Linked DNA regions of Homo sapiens: region 2 is linked to region 1. Evidence: read pairs that join two places in POLR2A ChIA-PET (ENCODE). Cell type or tissue: GM12878. All regions are shown on one strand. Each heading gives the region's core, and the rest is flanking DNA. Links, peaks and the distances in the headings are about the cores only. Region 1 overlaps ZNF92 (zinc finger protein 92). Region 2 overlaps LOC105375334 (a long non-coding RNA gene).

Evidence for each region. Peaks named below come from ENCODE experiments on the same cell type or tissue, not always from the same donor. Only the 100,000 strongest peaks of a DNase experiment are listed, where the experiment ranks them.
Region 2: POLR2A ChIA-PET joins it to region 1 with 6 read pairs; 3 of 35 experiments call an interaction of 5 or more read pairs at or near these places.

What each region holds. Positions count from the first base shown.
Region 1 is chr7:65,384,843-65,397,250 of GRCh38, forward strand. ZNF92 (zinc finger protein 92) reads left to right here. Exons shown (of 4, transcript NM_152626.4): 2 at 3,060-3,186; 3 at 3,964-4,059. Among named protein-coding and RNA genes, the nearest start is that of ZNF92, 17 kb to the left of the region's middle. In GM12878, for the core only: no CTCF peak of the experiment used is centred there; DNase peaks (open chromatin) are centred at 3,240 and 5,889; H3K27ac peaks cover 1,558 bases.
Region 2 is chr7:65,288,756-65,301,163 of GRCh38, forward strand. The region is part of intron 1 of LOC105375334 (a long non-coding RNA gene); the gene reads left to right. It also overlaps the pseudogene LOC100419781. Among named protein-coding and RNA genes, the nearest start is that of ZNF92, 79 kb to the right of the region's middle. In GM12878, for the core only: no CTCF peak of the experiment used is centred there; a DNase peak (open chromatin) is centred at 6,863.

The DNA.
Region 1 (12,408 bases), core at 2,813-10,812:
TGTTTTATTCCTAGCAGTACTCTGTAACATACTCTTGAGGACATAGTACCTGTTTAATAAACATTGCATTAGTGCATGTGTAAATGTTGTTTTCCAAATGCAGACTTATTTGGACATTGCTGGCCTCTGTTTCCTCTGTAAACTTTAAAGAGCCAACAAAGAATATACTTTAGGATGAAGATTGGTTGTCTTTATTTGTACCAGAAGTATTTGTATTTTGACAAGAGTGCTGAGTGTAAGGGATTCTGTGATGTGCCTGCTTTGTCTAACTAGTGCTAATAATGAGCGCAGGGGGAGCAACATCAGCATCTATAGAGGACTTGTTTAAAATACCCTTTCATGGACCATTTTCAAACCTGCAGAATCACATTACATAGAGTGGGGCCAAAATCACCAAGTGATTTATAAGCTTATCAGTGCTTGAGAGATAATAATTAGCTAAGCGTTTATCAGCCCAGGCTTCTGATTAAGATTACATAGCCAGTTTGCAGAAATCTCTATTTGTGCCCTCCCCACAGGTTCTGTTCTATTGTTCTGGAAACATCCATATTGCTTTAAGGGCCTCATGTGACTCTAAGGTGAGGCCAGAATCAAGTATGAGGGATTCAAGATACATTCGTGAGTGTTAAGTTCTATCTTCGCACTAAAGGGTGGTCACAAGGCCTGTTTTCTTTGGGTTTGGTAGGGACAGGGCAGAGTGCCCCATATTTCCATTACTTTAGCAAAAATTGTTGGTGTCTGTGGTAGCAGAGGGCATCTGAGGACGGGAAAGGAGATATCATTATCTCCATAGAGCAGCTTATTTTTCCTGAATCTCTTCTGTTATAGAGGACAGAAATGGGTGGACTTTTTCTGCAGGTCTTGGACCTTCTGCCTGTGGGTGTGGTGGTAGCAGGTAAACAGGTGGTGCCGACACCTTTAAAGCCATATTCTTAAGATTCAGGTGTAATTTCTCCAGAGAATCATCTGAGAAAGAATCCCAGAGCAGGAAGAGAAAGAGGAAAAAATGGCTATTTTTCCGCTAAAAGTGTCTCAGATCAAGAGCTGTGTCCACTGTGCCTCCTGGAATGCCATGTGTTTAGTACTTATAAACCTTCTCTACTTGTGCTTTTCCTCCCTAATGAGTTTGTTTTAACTACTGTAAAAAATTTTCATTATAGTCAAGTATCTGAAAAATTTTTATTTATTTATTTTTGAGAAGGAATCTCACTCTGTCACCCAGGCTGGAGTGCAGCGGCATGATCTTGGCTCACTGCAACCTCTGCCTCCCGGGTTCAAGCAATTCTCCTGCCTCAGCCTCCTAACTAGCTGGGATTACAGGCGCGTGCCACCATGCCCGGCTAATTTTTGTATTTTTGGTAGAGACGGGGTTTCACCGTGTTGACCAGGCTGGTCTCGAACTCCTGACCTTGTGATCTGCCTGTCTTGGCCTCCCAAAAGTGCTGGGATTACAGGCATGAGCCACCGCACCCAGGCAAATATTTCTTCCTATATACTGGAGCCTTCTCTACATCATGGCTTCTTATATGCCATGTAGAATTCTCACCATGAATTTATGATCTTAAAAATGTTCCCTTTGTGACTATTGAATATGGGAGGATGAATATACTCAAGATTCCTATTGGGGAAAAGCTGGGGTCCTTAGTCAAGGAGAACATGTAATATTGAGGTTTCATCTGTCTTCTCCATTAGCTCTATGCAGAACAGGATTAAGAAAATGCTTTTTGAAACAGGATGGCATTTACTACCCAGAAAGTTCTGAAGAAAATTATTAGGAGATATATGTTGTCTAGGGTGCTAAAGAAAGACTATTTAAAATTACTATTAAAAATTGCAGAACATGGGAGATATCTGTATCTCAAACTTTGCATAAAATGGATGTTTCTTTATGGTTAAATTCAGGCTATAATTTACTTTTTGGGGAAGTAATATCCCAGCAGTGATGCTGTGTCCTTCTGTTCATCAGCACATTATAAAAATTTGTCCTAGTTCAGTTGATATTAATGATTCACTTGGTTAAAGAGCTCTCTGACAGATTTTTTCACTATAGAGTTAGTAATTTTTCTCTCGATTATTAAGTATCTGTTTTCTTTCTTCTTTTTTTTTTTTTTTTTGAGACGGAGTTTCACTCTCGTTCCCCAGGCTAGAGTGCAATGGCGCAATCTCGGCTCACTGCAACCTCCGCCTCCTGGGTTCAAGCAATTCTCCTGCCTCAGCCTCCTGAGTAGCTGGGATTACAGGCACGCGCCACCATGCCCGGCTAATTTTTTGTATTTTTAGTAGAAATGGGGTTTCACCATGTTAGCCAGGCTGGTCTCTGAACTCCTGACCTCAGGTGATCCGCCCACCGCAGCCTCCCAAACTGCTGGGATTATAGGTATAAGCCACTGGGCCCAGCCAGTTATTAAGTATCTTTATGCAGCTGATGTGCATAAACCATTACAGTTAATCTGGCAGCTGCCCTTCTTTATTAGGTTTTCTTTGCATATATCTGTCTTTGGAAAATGAAGGCTCTCGTCTTTGTTTATGGGTCAGAAAAACTGGGAAAACCCACACTCCTCCCCCTTACTGGATGCTTGACAAAATAATCTTCTTGGGCAAAAATCATTGGCATTATTGGTGATCTTCTTAGAAATTAAGAAACTCAGACTTTATTCCAGATGTTCTGAAAAAATATATGCATAACAAGATCTTCAGTTTATCATACACATTAAAATTTGAGAGGTCACTTCTAACTCCATGTCTTTTCCATCTGAAACATATACACTCAGAAATGTACGTTTGTGTTCATGCCCTTAATTTTATACTTTATCATCCAGAAAAGTATCATGTATACACTGGTGTTATGGATCTTATGTCATTCTCTTTTCTCAGAGTTAGAGAATACATTAGAAAATATTTCTGTATTGAAAATTATTTTATTGGATCATTTCAGTCACTCCTGTAAGTCAGAACTTGTTCTCTTTACTCTTTCATTTCACCTTAAGTCAAATAAAAAATTCTGCCCATGGCCACTTAGTAAACATATGTGTGTTTGTGTGTGTGTGTGTGTTTTTCAGGGACCACTGACATTTAGGGATGTGAAAATAGAATTCTCTCTAGAGGAATGGCAATGCCTGGACACTGCGCAGCGGAATTTATATAGAGATGTGATGTTAGAGAACTACAGAAACCTGGTCTTCCTTGGTGAGGATAACTTCAATACACAATACACAATGCTCTAAAAGTTTCATTTCTCCTCTTTGTAAAATGTTTTTTGGTAATTTATGCTTTGCATAAATGAGTTTCAGATCCCAGTTTTCAAGAAAACAGAGATTTGTCAGTATAGAAAAGAACTTCTTCAAGATGTTTCATTTTGACCTGAACTCTCCACATTCCTGAGCTGATCTATATCCTTCACTCTAAATTAGTGGTAATTCCAGAAATTTATTGGCATAAAATATTGTTGCTACCACCAATTTTTCATTTAGTAGTACTGGGCAGTATTAAATAAAATTAAAGATCTACAAATGTAGGCTGGGCGTGGTGGCTCATGCCTGTAATCCCAGCACTTTGGGAGGCTGAGGTGGGTGGATTACCTGAGGTCAGGAGTTCGAGAGCAGCCTGGCCAACATGGTGAAACCCTGTCTCTACTAAAAATAAAAAAATTAGCCAGGCGTGTTGGTGGGCGCCTGTAATCCAACTACTCAGGAGGCTGAGGCAGGAGAATCGCTTGAACCCGGGAGGCAGAGATTGCAGTGAGCTGAGATCGTGCCATTGCACTCCAGCCTGGGTGACAGAGTGAGGCTCTGTCTTTAAAAAAAAAAATCTACAAATTTAAAATATTTAGATATTTGTCATAAATTAGTATTTGGGGATTAATTTACTAGATTAATCTATTGCATCCTCTTTACTGAGCATATTACTATGTTGGTAATTGGAGAATATGAGCAAGATTTATGTTATTTATTTTTAATAAAACAGGTATTGCTGTCTCTAAGCCAGACCTGATCACCTGGCTGGAGCAAGGAAAAGAGCCCTGGAATCTGAAGAGACATGAGATGGTAGACAAAACCCCAGGTAGGTGACAGTTAATACAACAGACAACACAAATGAGAGGTCCAAAAGTCAAGGAGAAGGCCAGTCATTTTTTCTTAGTCGGAGTTTTGACCTTGTTGTCCAGGCTGGAGTGCAAGGGTGTGATCTTGGCTTACTGCAACCTCTGCCTCCCAGGTTCAAGCGATTCTCCTGCTTCAGCCTCCCGAGTAGCTGGGATTACAGGCACCCACCACCATGCCTGGCTAATTTTGTATTTTTAGTAGAGACGGGGTGTCTCCATGTTGGTCAGGCTAGTCTCGAACTCTCGACTTCAGGTGATCCGCCCGCCTCAGCCTTCCAAAAGTGCTGGGATTACAGGCGTGAGCCACTGCGCCTGGCCTCAGTCTTTAAAATGTAATTTGGGAAGCTGTTTCCAAAAAAAATAGTTTCTGGGAAGCCTGAAACTTTTATTTTGCTCTCACATAGGGGCATCTTCTGTCTAATGCTTTTAAATTTTCTAAGGTGATCTTCTTCAAGTTTACAGTGAGAGCCAAAGTCCTTTTCATGGGAGGAAGAGACTGCACAATCTGACTACTTTTCCATTGCTTTTGAGGACACACAAATAGCTGCATAATTTTGAGAAACTCTGTTAAACTACTTTTCTTTTTGTTTTTTTGAGACAGAGTCTCGCTCTGTCGCCAGGCTGGAGTGCAGTGGCGCGAGCTTGGCTCACAGCAACCTCTGCCTCCTGGGTTCGAGCAATTCTCCTGCCTCAGCCTCCCGAGTAGCTGGGACTATAGGCATGCACCACCACGTCCAGCTAATTTTTGTATTTTTAGTAGAGATGGGGTTTCTCCACGTTGGCCAGGATGGTCTTGATCTCTTGACCTTGTGATCCGCCCGCCTCGGCCTCCCAAAGTGCTGGGATTACAGGTGTGAGCTACTGTGCCTAGCCCAGAAATTTATTATTAATATTACTATTATTTTTCTGAGACGGAGTCTTACTCTGCTGCCCAGGCTGGAGATCAGTGGTGCAATCTCGGCTCACTGCAAGCTCCGCCTCCCGAGTTCACACCATTCTCCTGCCTCAGCCTGCCAAGTAGCTGGGACTACAGGTGCGAACCACCATCCCTGGCTAATTTTTTGTATTTTTAGTAGAGATGGGGTTTCACCATGTTAGCCAGGATGGAGAAATGTATTATTTTAATGGTATTACAAATAAGATTGTTTTTTTCCTCTTTTATATCATGTAGCTTATTTTAAGTGTATGGAACCATAACTTGTATGTTAATTTCATATTGTGCTGATTTATTATTAGTTTAGACATGTTTAAATGTTTATGATTTTCTCTATATAAGATTATGTGATCTACAAACAGCAACTTTTTACCTATCTGTCTTCAATGTCAATGGCTTTTTAAATTTTTTAAATTCTTTTGCCACATAATTCCAGTGCTATGTTAAAATGGAAGCATTGACATTGGCACAATATAGTTTTGCATTGGTGTCTGTAAATTTGAAGGAGCAAACAGCTCTTCAGGTTTTTATAAACTGGTTTTAGAAGGTAAAGATCTTTTGTTGGGTTCCCACGGTGATGGGATGCCCTCTGGGTTTGTAGTGGAGAGGGGTGTAGCTTGGTCACAAGGCTGCTGGGTCTACACTAGGGTCCACCTTTACTGGCTTATTACAAGGGGCTTGGGTATTTGTAATTTCCATTTTATTTTTAGACAGACTGAATATCCTCCAGGACTTTGCTCTGTCGGGCAGACACTAGGGCAGGTTTCTGTAGTCGGGTCTGCATATAATGGACCTTGTATCAGGATGTGGATGAGTGTGGCTTTCACTGAGTACCAGAGAGGATTTCCCCAGGCCACTGTGTAGGTTTCTGTGTAGATATAACTGGCCATAAACTGTGGCTCAGAGAGTTGGAACTGAGTCATTAAACTGCTTCAGAGACCACAGTAAAGGCCAAGGTCTGCAAGCCGGCCTGCCTGCATGGCTATAAATGGTTGTCTTCCTCCAGGCCGCTGGAAGGGCAGGACCTTTTCCAGACTGTGGCTGGGAGAAGTTTGGGATGGTTGCAGAGTAAGTTCAGAATTCTCAGTGGGACCAAGTTTGGTGGGCCATTTTCTGGTCTGTAGCCAAGAACAGGAGTCCTTTAGTTTGCCGCCTGAATGAGGGCCTGCCTTCTAAAAACAACACTCCTCAATCTTGGGTTTAGCATTTCACAACTCCCTCCCTGGATCTCAAAGCTCTCTTAAAGGCGCTTATTTTTGAGATGGGGTCTTGCTTCATAACCCATTCTGGTCTTGAAATCCTGGCCTGAAGCAATCTCCAACCTCAATGTATGATAAAGCTTTCATTACAGGTGTGAGCCATGATGCCTGGCTCTCTCAAAAGGCCTTTTTATGAGGGATGGCTGACAAATTTTCTTGCTGTTGGAGGATAACAAAATAAGGCAACTTTTATTGTCCTATCTTCCTGATGTCACTCTTCCTATACATTTTTACTTTCTATTTTCTATTTCAAATTTGTCTGTAACTTTAGAATCAGACCTTTGGGACAATATGCTAGAATTTACATGTTATGCCTGAAGTAAATTAGATAATTTACTCCATAATTACTAAAATAGTTACTTATAAATTTAAGTTTGCGGCAGGCAAAAAGGAATAGTATTTTCACCCACTTTTTAGCCTATATCTAAGTAATAACATAATGTATCCCCCAAATATTTGTTTTATCTATCAGAGGCACTAACCATATTCAGCAAAATAAAAATTTTTTCTTTATTTGGCAACGTAAGGCTATTCTTTGCTTCTATAGTTGGATTGCAGCAGTTTCATCTAGTGTAAGAATAGCATATATTTAAAACATAAAAATTATCTCAATTTTTAAAAATGCTTACTTATTAAGTTTTTTATTAGAATCTTCTATGTATGGTTATACTGCATTTTCTCTGAAATTTTACTGCCATACAGTGCATGCCAGTGATTCAAATACTTGCCTTCCATGAGTACACAGTTACACTCAAATATTGCAGTTATCTAGACAAATTCTTTTTAATGGTACATCAATATTGCAAACCAGGTTTTATGAGTAAACATTTCTTTTAATGTTTTACAGTTCCATATTAGTGTTTTTTGTTTAGTGTAGGTTTCTTATCAGTTTTTGTTTCTTGTTTTTACGGTTTTAGCAATTTGCACTTCTGTTTGTACACTTTAAGTGAATGTTGGGTTTAACTGGGAAATAAGTCAGCCATATGTCCATCATAGTCTGATTATATATGTGTGTGTTTTTATCTATTAATATGACTTTAATTTTGGTTATGGCATATCTTGTGTATATTCTTTCTTAGCTGATTTTCAATGGTTGTTTTGTCTAAGTGAGTAGTCATGGAAATAGTCTTTCTACCATGTGTTTAATGATAAATATTGTATAATTTCCTTTGGGTAAGAGAAACATTTTTGTAATTTGAAGGTAATTTTTGGAAATATTTGTAATTCTATTTTTTTTTTTTTTAGTTTTTCTTTTAAAAAATAATTGTTGTAAAAACACATAACCTAAAATTTACCATCTTAAATCTATTTAAGTTTACATTTCATTGCCAGGCATGGTGGTGGCTCACATCTGTAATCCTCAGATTTTGGGAGGCCAAGACAGGAGCATCACTTGAGCCCACATTTTTTTTTTTTTTTGAGATGGAGTTTTGCTTTTGTTGCCCAGGCTGGAGTACAATGGTGTCATCTCAGCTCACCGTAACCTCCGCCTCCTGAGTTCAAGTGATTCTCCTGCCTCAGCCTCCTGAGTAGATGGGATTACAGGCATGTGCTACCATGCCTGGCTAATTTTGTATTTTTAGTAGAGACAGGGTTTCTCCATGTTGGTCAGGCTGTTCTCCACCTCCCGACCTCAGGTGATCCACCCACCTCAGCCTCCCAAAAGTGCTGGGATTACAGGAGTGAGCCACCGTGCCCGGCCAGAGCCCAAATGTTTGAGGCCAGCTTGGACAGCATGTGGAGACCCTCTCTCTACAACTTTTCAAAAAAATAGCCTGACATGGTGGTTGTCACCTGTGGTCCCAGCTACTTGGGAGATTGAGGGGAGAGGATTACTTAAGCCTGGAAGTTTGAGGCTGCAGTGAGCCTTAATTGTGCCACTGCACTGCAGCTTGGGTGACAAGTGGGACCCTGTCTCCAAAAAGCTGTACATTTCAGGCATGTTGACTATATTCACATCATTATGCAAAAGACTTCTTGAAATTTTACATCTTGTAAAACTAAAACTCAGTACCCGTTAAGCAATAACTGCCCATTTTACCTTCTCTCCAGCCCTTGACAAACACCCTTCCACTTACTATTTTTATGAGTGTGACTGTTTAAGATATCTCATATAAGTGGGATCACACAGTATCCATCATTTTGTTACTGGCTTATGTCAGGTGACAAAATATTCTCAAAGTTTATCTTAAAATGTGACAATTTTCTTTTTTAAGGCTGAAAAATATTCCACTGTATTTGTATGTTATATTTTTTGATGTGTTTATAAATCAAGAAGACAGTTGGGTTGCTTCAGCCTTTTGGCTTTTGTGAATACTGGTACAATAAACATAGATGTTCAAATATATTTTTAAGATCCTATGTTGCATAGTTTGGATATAGATTCATAAATGGGATACAGTAATAACAATTCCATCTTTAATTATTTGAGAAACATGTATATAATATTTTAAAATAATGGCTACATCCTTGTTTTTCACCAAAAAATAACATGGGTTTTATTTTCATTGCATCAACAGATTTGGTGCCTTTTAAAAAATGTATAGTGGCTATTCTAACTGGTATGAGGTGATTTTGTTTTTCATTGTGCTTTTTATGCATTTCTCTATAAGTTAGTAATTTTGTCTGTCCTTTCAAATGCTTTTTCCCATGTATATATATCTCTTGATAAAGATTCAATTATTTAAAATTCAATATTATTGAACTTTATATGATACTTTATATGATAAACTTTATATGATAAAGTTCAATTATTTCTTCATTTCTGTTCTTCATATCTTCATTTCTCATCAAGTTATTCAACTTTATTGTTCAGTTTGAAGAGTTGTTTATATATTCTGAATATTAGCTCCTATCACATGTGATTTGCAAACATTTTCACTTATTTCCTAGGGGACGTTGTCACTCTCTTGAATGTTTTCTTTGATGTGTAAAAATTTTGAAGTATAGCGTAATTCAGTTTTTCTGTTCTTTTCTTTGTTGCTCATGCATTAATATCATAAGTGGTGCCAAGACCAATGTAATGTCTTTCCTCTATATTGTTCCTAAGAGATTTGTTAGTTTTTTTTATGTCTAAGTATTTTATTTAAAATATTTTTTGTATATGGTTCAAGGAAAGGATCAAACTTTATAAGTGTTAATGTCCAGTTTCACCATTATTTTTTGAAGAGACTATCTTTCCTCTATTGTGTGCTCATGGCAACTTTGGAAGATCATTTGATCATATATAGAAGGGTTCATTTCTAGGCTCTCTATTCTGTTCTTTCATCTCTTTATCTGTCTTTGTGTCAGTACCACATTGTTTTTGTTATTGTAGATTTTAATATGTTGTGAAATCAGGAAGTATAATGGCTGTTTGTTCTTTTTCATGGGTGTTTGGATAGTTATAGATTTTAATCAAATTTTAAAAATTTAGACAATATTTCTGTTAAAAACTGTGCTATAGTATTTTTATAGAGATTATGTTGAATTTCTTTACCACTGTAGGTTGTATTGACATCTTAACAAAATGAAGTTTTTTTGTTTGTTTTTTGAGACGTTGTTTCGCTCTTGTTGCCCAGGCCAGAATGCAATGGCTGGTGCGATCTGGGCTCACTGCAACCTCTGCCTCCCAGGTTCAAGCGATTCTCGTGCCTCAGCCTCCCAATTACAGGTGCCTGACTCCACGCCCAGCTAATTTTTTTGTATTTTTAGTAGAGACGGGGTTTCACCATGTTGGCCAGACTGGTCTCAAACTCCTGACCTCAGGTGATCCACCCGCCTTGGCCTCCCAAAATGCTGGGATTGCAGGCATGAGCCACTGTGCCTGGCCCAAAATGAAGTTTTTTGACCCTTGAGCAAAAATATGTTGAAGAATGTGTTTTATTTTCACATTTCTTTTAATTCCTAGTTTCTTTCAGTTTTGGTCAGAAAACATACCATTTATTATTTTGGTCTTAAGTTTATTTATTGTTGTTTCTGAGACAGGCTGGAGTGCAGTGGCATAATTTTGTCTCACTGCAGCCTCAGTCTCCTGTGCTCAAGTGATCCTTTTCCTCAGCCTCCTGAACAGCTGGGACTACAGACATGCACTACCATGCCTGGCTAATATTTTGATCATTTGTAGGGACAGATTCTCACTGTGTTGCCCAGGCTGGCCTCAAACTTCTGGCTTTAAGTCATCCTCCCACCTTGAAATCCCAGAGTGTTGGGTTATAGGCATGAGCCCCTGCACCCAGCTGGTATTCTTATATTAATAAGACTTGGTATGTGTCCTAACAGAATACACCAGCTGCAAATAAGAATATTGTGTATTCCCTTGCTTTTGACTAGAAAGTTTTGTACATGTCTGTTAAGCCTAGTTGGTCTATGATATTGTTTGGATGTTCATGTTCTTCAAACCTCATGCTGCGATGTAATCCTCAATGTTTGATGTGGGACCTGGAGGAAGGTGCTTGGGTCATGGGGGCAAATTCCTTATGAATGGCTTGGCACTATCCTCTTGGTAATCAAAAAGTTTACACTCCATCAATTCAAGTGAGAGCTAGTTTATTAAAAGAGTAGACAGTTATGGTAGTTATAGATTCCTGGTAAATTGACCCGTTTTACAATTATATAATATCAGTCTTTATCTCATGCTGGTACTTGACTTAAAGCATATATGTCTGATATAATTATGACTGCCTCACCCAATTGTGGTTGCAATTTGTATAGATATAGATCTTTTTCATTCTGTTACTTTCAGCCTATTTGACTTAGTGCCAAAATGGATCTCTTTTAGGCAGTATATTGTATGCTTTCTTATTTATTTATTTTTGAGATAGGGTCTCACTCTGTCAACCAGGCTGGTTTGCAGTGGTGTGATCATGGCAATGAGCTGCAGCCTCAACCTCCCAAACTCAGATGATCTTCTCATTTCAGCCTGTCAAGTAGCTGGTTACAGGCATGTGCCATCATACCCAGCTAGTTTTTTGTATTTTCTGTAAAGACGGTTTTGCCATGTTGCTGAGGCTGGTCTCAAACTCCTGCAGTCAAGTGATCAGCTCACCTTGACCTCCCAAAGTCCTGGGATTACATTTCTTTTTATTAACTAGTTTATATTTAAAATGATTTTTTAAAGAAATGATGTTACTATTACCAGTTTCATTGTTATTGTTTCTTGTGTTTTTTAGATATGTTTTTTCTCATTTCCTGTTTTACTCCTTGAATTTTTGTTTAATCTCATAGTGACCTGCTTTATTTTTTGTTTTGCATAGTTTCTATAAATATTATCTTTGTAATCATCTTGAAAAATGAAGATTATATAAAACATCTTAAAGTTAAAACATTTTCTAGTTTGTTACTAATACTACAAATTATATTGTGTTTCTATTAACAGATTTATTCAGATTTATATTTTGTTTCTCATATTCTATAGGAGAACTTTAAGGGTTTGATGCTCCATCATTATGATAGTAAAGAATTCTGTGTGTGTCTATATTTACATTTAATAGAGAGCTTTATATTTATATATGGTTTTATGATGCTGTGCAGCATTATTTTATTTTTCAACATAATGGAGTCATTTTAGCATTTCTCTTTTTGTATATGCAATGTCTCACTATGTTGCTCAGGCTGATCTTGAACTCCTGGTCTCAAGTGATTGATTGCCTTGGCCTCCTAAAGCTGTAGGATTACAGGCATGAGCCATGGTGCCTGCTCACCATGTAGCATTTCCTGTAGGACTGTGCAAGGGATAATAAACACCCTTACCTTTTATTTTGGAAAATCTATTTTTTTCTTGTTTTTAAAGTAAAACAATTTCTAACCAAGTTATTGGTTAGGAATATTTTTTCTCTTATTACGTCAAAATTTGAAAGTTCTCAGCCTTTTTTATCTTCAAGTATCCTCTGTACTACTTTTTTTTTTCTATATTCTTCTAAGATTTCTCCCATGAATATATTGATTTAATTGATGGTGGCCAGTAAGTTTTACCTTCTGTGTTATAATTTTGTTTTGGACTTTGACTACATCACACAGTTTCTTTATGGCCTGCAAAATTTTTGTTGACAGTTCACTGGTTATCTCGTAAGAGTATGCACATAAATGATGCATTACTTTTATCTTGCAGCTCCCAAGACTCTCTTCTTGTCTGTAAC
Region 2 (12,408 bases), core at 2,633-10,632, 96 kb before region 1:
GAGTTTGAGACCAGCCTGGGCAACATAGCAACATTCTGTCTGTACAAAAATTAAAAACAACTATCCAGGTGTTGTAGTCATATGTACTCAGGAGACTTAGGTGGCATGACTGCTTGAGTTCAGAAATTTGAGGTTATATTGAGCCATGATTGCACCATTACCCTCTGTTCTGGGAGACAGAGCAAGACCCTGTCAGTGTGGAAAAACAAAAATAAAAATATTTAAACTTTTTAAAAATTAATTCATAAATTTTCACTTTTTAGGTTCACTTGAATATATATTTTGTTCCTTTGACTGGGCTGTGTTTCCTGGTTACTTTTATGTATTGCGATTTTGTTGAGATTTTGGCCAATTAAGAAACAACTACCTATTCATCCCTTGTGGAATGGCTTTTCACAGGGGAAAATTGACAACATTTAGCCACACTAATCATTCTGGGAGCTTTTCTAACCTATTAGCAAAACTGTGTCTTCTCTGGACTACTGTGTGTATTTTCTTGTTAAAAAGGTTTACCTCAGCTGGGTGCGGTGGCTTACTCCTGTAATCCCAGCACTTTGGGAGGCCGAGGCGAGTGGATCACGAGGTCAGGAGATCGAGACCATCCTGGCCAACATGGTAAAACCCCGTCTCTACTAAAATACAAAAAAGTAGCTGGGCGTGGTGATGTGCCTGTAGTCTCAGCCACTCGGGAGGCTGAGGTAGGGGAATCCCTTGAACCCAGGAGGCGGAGGTTGAGTGAGCCATGATCGCGCCACTGCACTCCAGCCTGAGTGACAGAGCAAGACTCCGTCTTAAAAAAAAAAAAAAGAAAAAAAAGGTTTACCTCTGTTTCTGCTCAAGAGCTTTTAATCTCTTCCCTTGGTCACTCTTACAGGCACTACAGTCTCTCTGTTGTTGTAGCAAGCATTTATCTTCATTTTTCTTGACCAAACCTCTCATTTTAACTGTATCTTTATTCTCTTCAGCAGGAGGTGTTAAAGGAAGCAATAACCAGTCTTTGTATAGCCCAAGAATAACTCCGTAACTCAGAAATTTGGATACACATTCCACTTTTTTAGTTTTTCCTCAGGGAGAAACAGAAAGTGGGAAGATTTGTTTAACTGCACGGTGCTGTAGTGCAGAATGTAACAAATCTTCTAAATGTGGTTATTCTTGGCTTTCTGCTCACATGAGGTGTTGCAAACTCAACTGGTTTTGTTCACCCTGTTGTCATTAAAGTTAATATATTGGCTGGTCACGGTGGCTCACGCCTGTAATCCCAGCACTTGGGAGGCCAAGGCAGGTGGATCACTTGAGGTCAGGAGTTCGAGACCAGCCTGGCAAACATGATGAAATCCCATCTCTACTAAAAAATACAAAACTTAACTGGTTGTGGTGGCAGGCGCCTGTAGTCCCAGCTACTCGGGAGGCTGAGTCAGGAGAATTGTTTGAACCCGGGGGCAAAGGTTGCAGTGAGCCGAGATTGTGCCACTGTACTCCAGCTGGGGTGACAGAGTGAGACTCCATCTTAAAAATAAAATAAAATAAAAATAAAGTTCATATGTTGAGAAAAAAGGATCTCAGGTTTTTGATTCAACTATTATGGTGCTGTTCGCAGCTGGCCTAGTTTTGTGTATTTATGTAGTATATTTACTTCAATCTAGTAATTGGAAAATTTAAAAATATTTTTCAGATATGTTTTCTCATTATACCTGAGATATGTTGAGAAAGCACTGCATAGAAGCTTTTTTCTTTCTTTTCTCCCTTCCTTCCTTCCTTCCTTCCTTCCTTCCTTCCTTCCTTCCTTCCTTCCCTCCTTTCTTTCTTTCTCTTTCTTTCTTTTCTCTCTCTCTTTTTCTCTTTCTCTCTTTTTTGATGGAGTTTCGCTGTGTCGCCCATGCTGGAGTGTAATGCCGTGATCTCGGCTCACTGCAACCTCCGCCTCCCGGGTTCAAGCGATTCTCCTGCTTCAGCCTCCTGAGTAGCTGGGATTACAGGCGCTGGCCACCATGCCTGGCTAATTTTTTGTATTTTTAGTGCAGACGGGGTTTCACCATGTTGGCCAGGCTGACGTTGAACTCCTGACCTCAAGTGATCCACCTGCCTCAGCCTGCCAAAATGCTGGGATTACAGGTGTGAGCCACCACGTATGGCCCTAGAAGCTTTTTTTCAAAAAGTAGTATTGGGAAGATATGGGAACCGTGGCCTTGAGAATTTACCCTTAAGGAGAGTGGGAGAGTAAAGGGTAAGTGTGAAGAACACAATAGATGTTACGATGGCTATACCAAATGTAGGACAACTACCTATACCAAACATACCACTGCTAAAAGAGGTCAAGAACATAAAGTATTCCGAAGACAGCACAATTTATGTCAATTGCTTTTTCTGTACTGTATGTGTGCGTGTGGTTTTCTTGTTTTGTTTTGTTTTGAGATGGAGTCTTGCTGTGTTGCCCAGGCTGGAGTGCAGTGGTGCCGTCTGGGCTCACTGCAAGCTCTGCCTCCTGGGTTCACGCTATTCTTCTGCCTCAGCCTCCCAAGTAGCTGGGATTACAGGCATGTGCCACCACTCCCGGCTAATTTTTGTGTTTTTAGTAGAGACAGGGTTTCACCATGTTGGTCATTCTGGTCTCGAACTCCTGACCTCGTGATCCGCCCACCTCAGCCTCCCAAAGTGCTGGAATTACAGGTGTGAGCCACTGCACCTGGCCCCGTACCATGTGTTTCTACAAATATTAATATCAATTTTGAAACATATTTTTCTTTGAAATAAAACTTAGAAAATCTAAATAGTAATCTAGACTATGTTCAAAATAATCATATGAACGAGTTGAAATATAAGACTGGATTAAACATTAAAATATTTCTGAAAAGCAAATATTTCAAAATGAGAATATTTCTAAATATGATCAGTTTAATGGGTCCTTGTTAAAAGGTGTTCACCAAGAAAAAATACCTTCTTCTGCCATAATCTGCAAATTTTGTCAATATGAGAAGGTCTTTACCCATTAAGTATTACTTAGCCAATATCATGGAATAGATAATTGTGGAAAACGTCACACATATAATACAACTTTGACAACCAGTAGGGAGGGCTCTACGCTATATATTTACCAAGATATTTTTATTGAAGAAAAAAATTAGCAATGCAATAAATCGATAAAACCTTGAGCCAAAGCTTAATCCCTAGAAAACATTAGAAAATTCATTTTCTAGAGAACCACTACAAATGTAGAAAGTGTGAGAAAGTCTTTTATTAGTTCTTCATCTTTATTATACATCAGAATACCAATGTTCAGAGAAGTCATACAAATATAATAAATGTGTAGAAGTTTTTAGCCAGTTGTCAAAACATACTCAGCATTAGAGAATCTATATTGGATAAAACTCAGATACAATAAATGTGAGACAGTTCTTAGTTAATAATCAAATCTAAAAAAACATGAGATAGCCTGGCGCGGTGGCTCACGCCTGTAATCCCAGCACTTTGGGAGGCCGAGGCGGGTGGATCACGAGGTGAGGAGATCGAAACCATCCTGGCTATCACGGTGAAACCCCGTCTCCACTAAAAATACAAAAAATTAGCCGGGCGTGGTGGCGGGTGCCTGTAGTCCCAGCTACTCTGGAGGCTGAGGCAGGAGAATGGCGTGAACCCGGGAGGCGGAGCTTGCACTTGCAGTGAGCCGAGATCGCACGACTGTACTCCAGCCTGGGTGACAGAGCGAGACTCCATCTCAAAAAAAAAAAAAAAAAAAAAAAAAAGAGATAATCCGTAATGATGAGAAAACTTACCAATTGAAAGAATGTGGCAAAACCTTTAACCATAGTTTACACTTTACTCAACACCAGAGAAATTCATACTGGGGAGAAACCCTGCAATTATTGAAATGCCACAAACTATTTGGTTGCTACTCAACCCTTACTTAACATAAGAGAATTCATATTAGAACTCTATAGAAGTAATTGATGTGAAAAGAGTTTATCTAAAATATGGAACTTAGAAATCACCATAGAGTTCACACAGAAAGAAACTTCACAGATGTAATAAATGTGATGAAATATTTAATAAAACTCGAGTATAAATGTGTCAGAAGATTTACACAAGAAAGGACTAAAGCACGAACATTTTCAGACTTTACATCAAACCAGAGTATTTATTACAGAGAATAATATAAAGTCAAGGCAATTAGATAATTTATTTGCTTATTTCTTTCAATCAAGCAAGAACATTGATGTTCTGTCATATTCAATGGATATATTATTGACACTGGCAGTACTTGAAATTTTTGAAAAGCAAGTATTATTGATATAATTCAATTCTCAAATAGTCGATGCTATATATTAATTCCTAGTGTTTATATAAAAATATGAGGTCTGTTTTTTCTGCCTCAGGGCCATGAAAGGCCATTCTATATTAGGTAAAAATTATTAATGTCAGTTTGTTTTAAGGAAAGTTTAATGGCAAATGTAAAATATATAAAGAAAATATAAAGAAAAATACTTGAATATAAAACAGTAATGCATGTAAAAATATATATGTTCAGATCATTATTCTTCTATATTAAAGTACAAGGAATATTCTGAAGTTTCCAAATTATTTCACCAATTGCTCCTTAAGTATAATAAAATGGTCAGGTTTTTAAAATACTGACATATCTTTGTAATGTTGGGTACTTTTTGTGATGGAAGACATAGAAGACAAATATTATTTGATAATTCAGATATCAGAAAAGTGAAAATAACTTCTATCAGAATAATTGTAAGTTTATTCAAAAGTAATGTTTATTAGATAGCCTTATGCTTTAAAAATGGAGAAAGCATGACTCCATAATCATGGTACTGGAAAAAAAAATGCTCCTTCAGTGTTCGTAATTCAGGGAGCATATAGGGGATTGTAAATGCTTCATTTAGACTATGCGTGAACTTAATTTGGGGTTTCAGTGTTACTATTTTTTTATTTCAATAGGTTTTTGGGGGACAGGTAGTGTTTGATTACATGAATGAGTTATTTAATGGTGATTTCGGTGTACCTGTCACCTAAGCAATGTACACTGTACCCAAATGTGTAGTCTTTTATCCCTCACCCCCCTCCCACCCTTTGCCCTAATTCCCCAAAGCCCAATTGTATTATTCTTATGCCTTTGCATTCTCATAGCTTAGCTCCCACTTATGAGTGAGAACATATAATGTTTGGTTTTCCATTCCTGAGTTACTTCACTTAGAGTAATGGTCTCCAATTACATCCAAGTTGCTGTGAATGCCATTAATTTAATTCTTTTTTATGGCTGAGTAGTATTCCATAGTGTGTGTGTGTATATATAATATACACCATATTTTCTTCCTTTTTTTCCTTTGAGACATATTCTAGCTCTGTCATCAAGGCTGGAGTGCATTGGTGTGATCTTGGCTCACTGGAACCTCCACCTCCCATGTTCAATCAATTCTCATGCCTCAGCCTCCTGAGTGGCTGACACTGCAGGCGTGAGCCACCATTTCCAGCTAATTCTTGAATTTTTAGTAGAGATGGGGTTTTGCCATGTTGGCCAGGCTGGTCTCAAACTCCTGGCTTCCAGTGATCCGCCCATCTTGGCCTTCCAAAGTGCTGGGATTACAGGTGTGAGCCACCACACCCAGCCACATTTCTTTTATCCACTTGTTGATTGATGGGTGTTTGGGCTGGTTCCACAGTTTTGCAATTGCAAATAGTGCTGCTATAAACATGCGTGTTCAAGTGCCTTTTAAGTATAATGACTTCTTTTCCTCTGGGTAAATACCTAGTAGTGGAATTGCCGAATTAAATAGTAGATCTATATATCTCCACACTGTTTTCCGTAGTGGTTGCACTAATTTACATTCCCACCAGCAGTGTAAAAGTGTTCCCTTTGCACCATACCCATGCCAACATCTATTTTTTTTATTATGGCCATTCTTGCAGAAGTAAGTTAGTATCCCATTGTGGTTTTGAATTGTATTTCCCTGATCATTAGTGATGTTGAGCCTTTTTTTCATATGTCTGTTGGCCATTTCTGTATCTTCTTGTGAGAATTGTCTATTCATTTCCTTAACCCACTTTTTAATGGGATTGTTTTTTTTCTTGATGACTTGTTTGATTTCCTTGTAGATTCTGGATATTAGTCCGATGTTGAATGCATAATTTGTGAAGCTCTCCCACTCTGTGAGTTGTTTATTCTGCTGATTATTTCTATTGCTTTGCAGAAGCTTTTTAGTTTTATTAAGTCCCATCTATTTAACTTTGTTTTTGTTGCATTTGCTTTTGGATTCTTGGTCATGAAGTCTTTACCTAAGCCAATGTCTAGAAGAATTTTTCCAGTGTTATCTTCTAGAAATTTTATGGTTTCAGATCTTAGATATACGTCTTTGATCCATCTTGAGTTGATTTTTGTATAAGGTGAGAAATAAGGATCCAGTTTCATTCTTCTATGTGTGGCATGCCAGCACCATTTGTTGAATAGGGTGTCCTTTCCCCACTTCATGTTTTTGTTTGCTTTGTTAAACATCAGTTGGCTGTAAATATTTGGCTTTATTTCTGGGTTCTCTATTCAGTTCCATTGATCTACATGCCTATTTTTATACCAGTACCATGCTATTTTGGTTACTATGGTCTTATGGTATCGTTTGAAGTCAGATAACATAATGTCTCCAGATTTGTTCTTTTTGCTTAGTTTTGCTTTGGCTATGCAGTCTCTGTTTTGGTTCCACATAAATTTTAGGATTGTTTTTTCTAGTTCTGTGAAGAACGATGGTGGTATTTTAATGAGAATTGCATTGAATGTGTAGATTGCTTTTGGCAGTATGGTCATTTTCACAGTGTTAACTCTACCGATGCATCCATGAGCATGAGATGTGTTTCTGTTAGTTTGTGTCATCTGTGGTTTCATTCAGCAGTGTTTTGTGGTTTTTCTTGTAGAGGTCTTTCACCTCCTTGGTTAAGTATATTACTGAGTATTTTATTTTATTTTTGCAGTTATTGTAAAAGGGCTTGAGTTCTTGATTTAATTCTCAACTTGGCCACTGTAGGTATATAACAGAGCTATTAATTTGTGTACATTAATTTTGTGTCCTGAAACTTTACTGAATTCATTATGAAATCTAGAAGCTTTTTGGATTAGTCTTTAGGATTTTCAAAATATACAATTATGTCCTCAGCAAACAGCAACTGTTTGACTTCTTCTTTACTGATTTGGATGCCCTTTATTTCTTTCTCTTGTCTGATAGCTCTGGCTAGGACTTCCAGTACTTTGTTGAATAGAAGTGGTGAAAGGGGCATCCTTGTCTTGTTCCACTTCTCATGGGGGAATGCTTTTAATTTTTTCCCATTCAGTATATTGTTGGCTGTGTGTTTGTCATAGACAGCTGCTATTACCTTAAGGAATTTTCCTTCTATGCCGATTTTTCTGACGGTTTTAATCATAAAGCAATGCTGGATTATGTCATATGCTTTTTTTCTGCATCTATTTTGACGGTTATGTGATTTTTGTTTTTAATTCTGTTTGTGGTGTGTTACTTTTTTTTTTTTTTTTTTCTGAGATGGGGTCTTGCTCTGTCGCCCAGGCTGGAGTGCAGTGGCGCGATCTTGGCTCACTGCAAGCTCTGCCTCCTGGGTTCATGCCATTCTCCTGCCTCAGCCTCCCGAGTAGCTGGGACCACAGGCGCCCGCCACCACACCTGGCTAATTTTTTGTATTTTTAGTAGTGACGGGGTTTCACCATGTTAGGCAGGATGGTCTCGATCTCCTGACCTCATGATCCACCTGCCTCGGCCTCCCAAAGTGCTGGGATTACAGGCGTAAGCCACCGCACCCGGCCAGTGTGTTACATTTATTGACTTGTGGATGTTAAACCATTCCTGCATCCCTGGTATAAAACCCACTTGATCATGGTGGATTACCTTTTTGATATGCTGTTGGTTTCAGTTAACTAGTATTTTGTTGAGGATTTTTGCATCTATGTTCATCAGGAATATTGGTCTGCAGTTTTCTCTTTTGTTATATCTTTTCCTGGTTTTGGTATTAGAGTAATACTGGCTTCATAGAATAATTTAAGGAGGATTTCCTCTTTCTCTATCTTTTGGAATAGTGTCAATAGGATTGGTACCCATTTTTTTTTTTTTTTTGAATTGTCTTATAGAATTCAGGTATGAATCGGTCTGGCCCTGGACTTTTTTTTGGGTAACTTTTTAATTACCATTATAATCTCGCTGCTGCTGCTGCTTCTTTTTTCTTCTTTCTTCTTCCTCATCCTCCTCCTCCTTGTTCTTCTTCTTTCTTTCTTTCTTCTTCTTCTTCGATGGGGTCTTGCTCTGTCACCCAGGTTGGAGTGCAGTGGCACGATCTCGACTCACTGCAACCTCCGCCTCCTGGGTTCAAGCAATTCTGCTGCCTCAGCCTCCCAAGTTGCTGGGATTACAGGTGCCTGCCACCACGCCTGGCTAATTTTAATAGAGATGGGGTTTCACTATGTTGGCCAGGCTGGTCTTGAACTCCTGACCTCAAGTGATCCACATGCCTTGGCCTCCCAAAGTGCTGGGATTACAGATGTGAGCCACTGCGCCCAGCCAGAATCTTGAATTAATTTAAAATTTTTAGTGAGACACCACTCCAGAGTACAGAGGGTGGTATGCACAATAAAAAGTTTTAAAAAGCAGCCATACGTTAAAAGTACAATAAACTGTTTGCCCAGTGAAGTGCATTTCTTGGTCTCTGGAAAGCTCAGAAGAAACTCCCCAAGAAGAAATTGTACAAGACTTAATATGGTCAGATTAAAGATGCAGTTGTCAAAGAAATTTGGTCATTTTCTTTTTTATTTTACACAGTTTACTCAAAAGGTGAACCCCAGGTCTTTTATTATTGCTTAAAAATACTTCACAAAAATTCTGTTTAAAAAAAGAAAACTGAATTGTATCCCATGTTTGATACAATTGATTGTATGATTAAAATTAAAGCTAATTTCAATAAAATCTCATAAACAGATCAGTGTAATCTCAGTCAGCTTTGACCGCTCATAATAAGATTTTTTTTTTTTTTTTGAGATGAAATTTTGCTCTTGTCGCCCAGGCTGGAGTGCAGTGGTGTGATGACGGCTCACTGTAACCTCCACCTCCTGGGTTCAAGAGATTCTCCTGCCTCAACCTCCCAAGTAGCTTGGATTACAGGTGCCCGCCACCACTCCCAGCTAATTTTTGTAGTTTTAGTAGAGATGGGGTTTCACCAAGTTGGCCAGACTGGTCTCAAAGTCCTGACCTCAGCTGATCCACCTGCCTCGGCCTCCCAAAGTGCCGGGATTATAGGCATGAGCCACCATGCCTGGCCCATAATAAGATTTTTTATAAAACTTTGGTTTTTCTATTTGTTAGTTTTTGGAGACAGAGTCTCACTGTGTCCCCCAGGCTGAAAGTGCAGTGGTGTGATCATGGCTCACTGCAGCCTCAACCCCACCAGGGGTTCTCCTACTTTAGCCTCCCCAGTAGCTGGGAATATAGACATTCAACACGATGCCCAGCTAGTATCTAAATTTTTTTTGTAGAGATGTGGTCTCCCTATGTTGCCCAGCCTGGTCTCAGACTCCTGAGCTCAAGCAGTTCTTCCTCCTCAGCCTCCCAAAGTGTTGGAATTACAGACTTGAGCCACCATGCTCCTCTATAAATCGTTTATAAACTCTTATAATTTTTTTCTATTCTTTTTCTTTCTTCAATTTCTATACCCATTTAATTGTTCTATCTCATTTTTTTCTTTTTTCAATTTAAGAAAACATTTAAATAATTTCTACATTAAGCAAAATTACTGTTTCTTTAAGAAAAACCACAATCCTCATGTCTTTTTCAATATGATCTTTTTTCCAACAGACATATCTTATTTTCTTTATACACACTGTATATAGAATTGTTCTTTATTTCTAGTTTCAATCACCATGTTAGTAAGAATTTTAAATCCTAATGATGTTCATTCATAGTATAAAAACCTAAGAAGTAAGAAAGTTTAACTCCTTCTATAATCCCAGCACTTTGGGAGGCCGAAGTGGGCGAATCACGAGATCAGGAGTTGGAGACCAGTCTGGCCAACATGGTGAAACCCCGTCTCTACTAAAAATACAAAAAATTAGCTTGGTGTGGTGGCGGGCGCCTGTAATCCCAGCAATTTGGGAGGCTGAGGCAGGAGAATCGCTTGAACCTGGGAGGTGGAGGTTGCAGTGAGCCGAGATTGTGCCACTGCACTCTAGCCCAGGCGACAGTGAGAGACTCTGTCCCCCCAAAAAAAGAATTTATAAATACACATTTTATAATATTTAGAAACATAATTCTAGTTGGACAGTTTTTCAGTTTGGAACAAAACATATTTACTAATATCTAGATAGCTTTTGTTTCTCTGAAATAAAAAGCCAAAAGTATATGATTATATTTAGTAATTAATGTCAGTAGTGTTAGCTAATGTCAGTAATGTTAGCTAATTTCATATTACTGTATGTTAGGCAAGTATTATAAGAGGCAATAGCTTTACAGTGAAATACACGCATATTTTGCTGGTAAGTCAGAAGCTAATTGTTTTTATTAATGCAACAATATTAAACTAATTACATTTACCAAATAATTTGCTCAAGTAGTGTGAACTTGAAAAATATTTGGACTTATTTATTTAATTTACAAACCCTTGTTTATCTTTAAGTTAATTTGGTACCATATGGATACTATACAAACAGAGGTATAAACATATGCATATATGTAGATACAGTACATAACTTATGTGTGTACACATGGATGCATTTAAAATTCAAAGAGATTGAGGAGTTCAATTAAAAATATACTAGAGCTTACACCTAAGAGGAACCTTTCCACCTGCACAAGCCTTGGAGCTCTGTGAGAAAAAATAAAAGTACTCTGCCAAAACAGAGTCCCTTATGTCCTTTCTGTCTTCTTCAAAGGGTCCCTGGGCCTCTAGAAATTTCCTTTAGGGCCCCTTATATGGTGTCAAAAGTGGCAAAAGGAAGGACTGACAGAACATAGTAAATGAAAAAACTAATTCTAGAGCAGCCAGTTTGAAAATATCTTCTTTATCAAAAAGCCAATAATGTTTTAGATTATCCTTGGCAAAAAATATGTCAACAAGAGGATAAATGAGGAGTTCATATAGATAGCAGGAGTTTAAGAAGTGGTAAATTTAGTTGACTGAGAAGCTTTTATGGAGAGAACAGAGACCTCAAATAAATGTATGTGTCCATATATAGTCTAAATATCAGTTTCAATTAAGTAAACTTTTGACTATAGGGTTCTTAAAATATTTTTGCCGGGTTTTAGCTGCATAAATAGCAAACATTTCTGTTTCTTGGCTATTTTATTCTGAAATTTACACTACTAATAAATAAGTTTTGGAGGTGGGGCATATTTCTTTACTAGAGGTGTAGGATAGTCGTTATTTAAAACTGTTTGCCTTTGAATTTTTTTTTTTTTTTTTTTTTTTTTGAGACAGAGTCTCGCTGTCACCCAGGCTGGAGTGCCGTGGCACAGTCTCGGCTCACTGCAAGCTCCGCCTCCCGGGTTCATGCCATTCTCCTGCCTCAGCCTCCTGAGTAGAAGGGACTACAGGTGCCCGCCAATATGCCCGGCTAATTTTTTGTATTTTAGTAAAGACAGGGTTTCACCGTGTTAGCCAGGATGGTCTCGATCTCCTGACCTCGTGATCCGCCCGCCTCAGCCTCCCAAAGTGCTGGGACTACAGGTGTGAGCCACTGCGCCTGGCCCGAAATGTTTTAATTATTTTCTCTTTGGATATATATCTTATTTAGCTTAGGAGAGAAGTCTATACAAACAATTTTTTTAATCACATTCTTAACATATATCAAAATTTTAAATCAAAGGGATACCTTAATAAATGTCTCAGAACTACACAAATAAACACACGTGAGACCACAACCAAGAAGTCCTTTATAGCTGTAATTAAGGTCTCCAAAAAAGAAGCAAAAGCTATAGCCCTTCTAAGATCCACATCTCTCTGATTGACAGCTTAAAGAACATTCGGCTAGCTGCAAATGGGGTACAACCCACATCTGTAGGCCATATATTTTAGGGTCCCGGCTTCTCAGCTGACCATCTACACACAAAGGCTAAATGGAATATTAAAAGATACAGTTGGTAAAACAAGAAAATAAAAGCTGTTCATTGGTATGGAAAAGCTTACAAATGTAATAAACCTGACTTGGAAGTTAAAATAATTAATGTAGAGTAGTTAACTGAGATAACAGTCATGATAAGATTATGCCAATAATTGAACTGGATGAATTAATAGTTTAGTAGGATCATCAACATCTTAATCCTACAGCAAATAAAATTTACATCTTTCTATTTACTCTTTGCATAACTACTCACTTGCCCTCCATTACTTAATTACTAAAACCTAATTCTCAGCGAGGCTTTCCTGGGA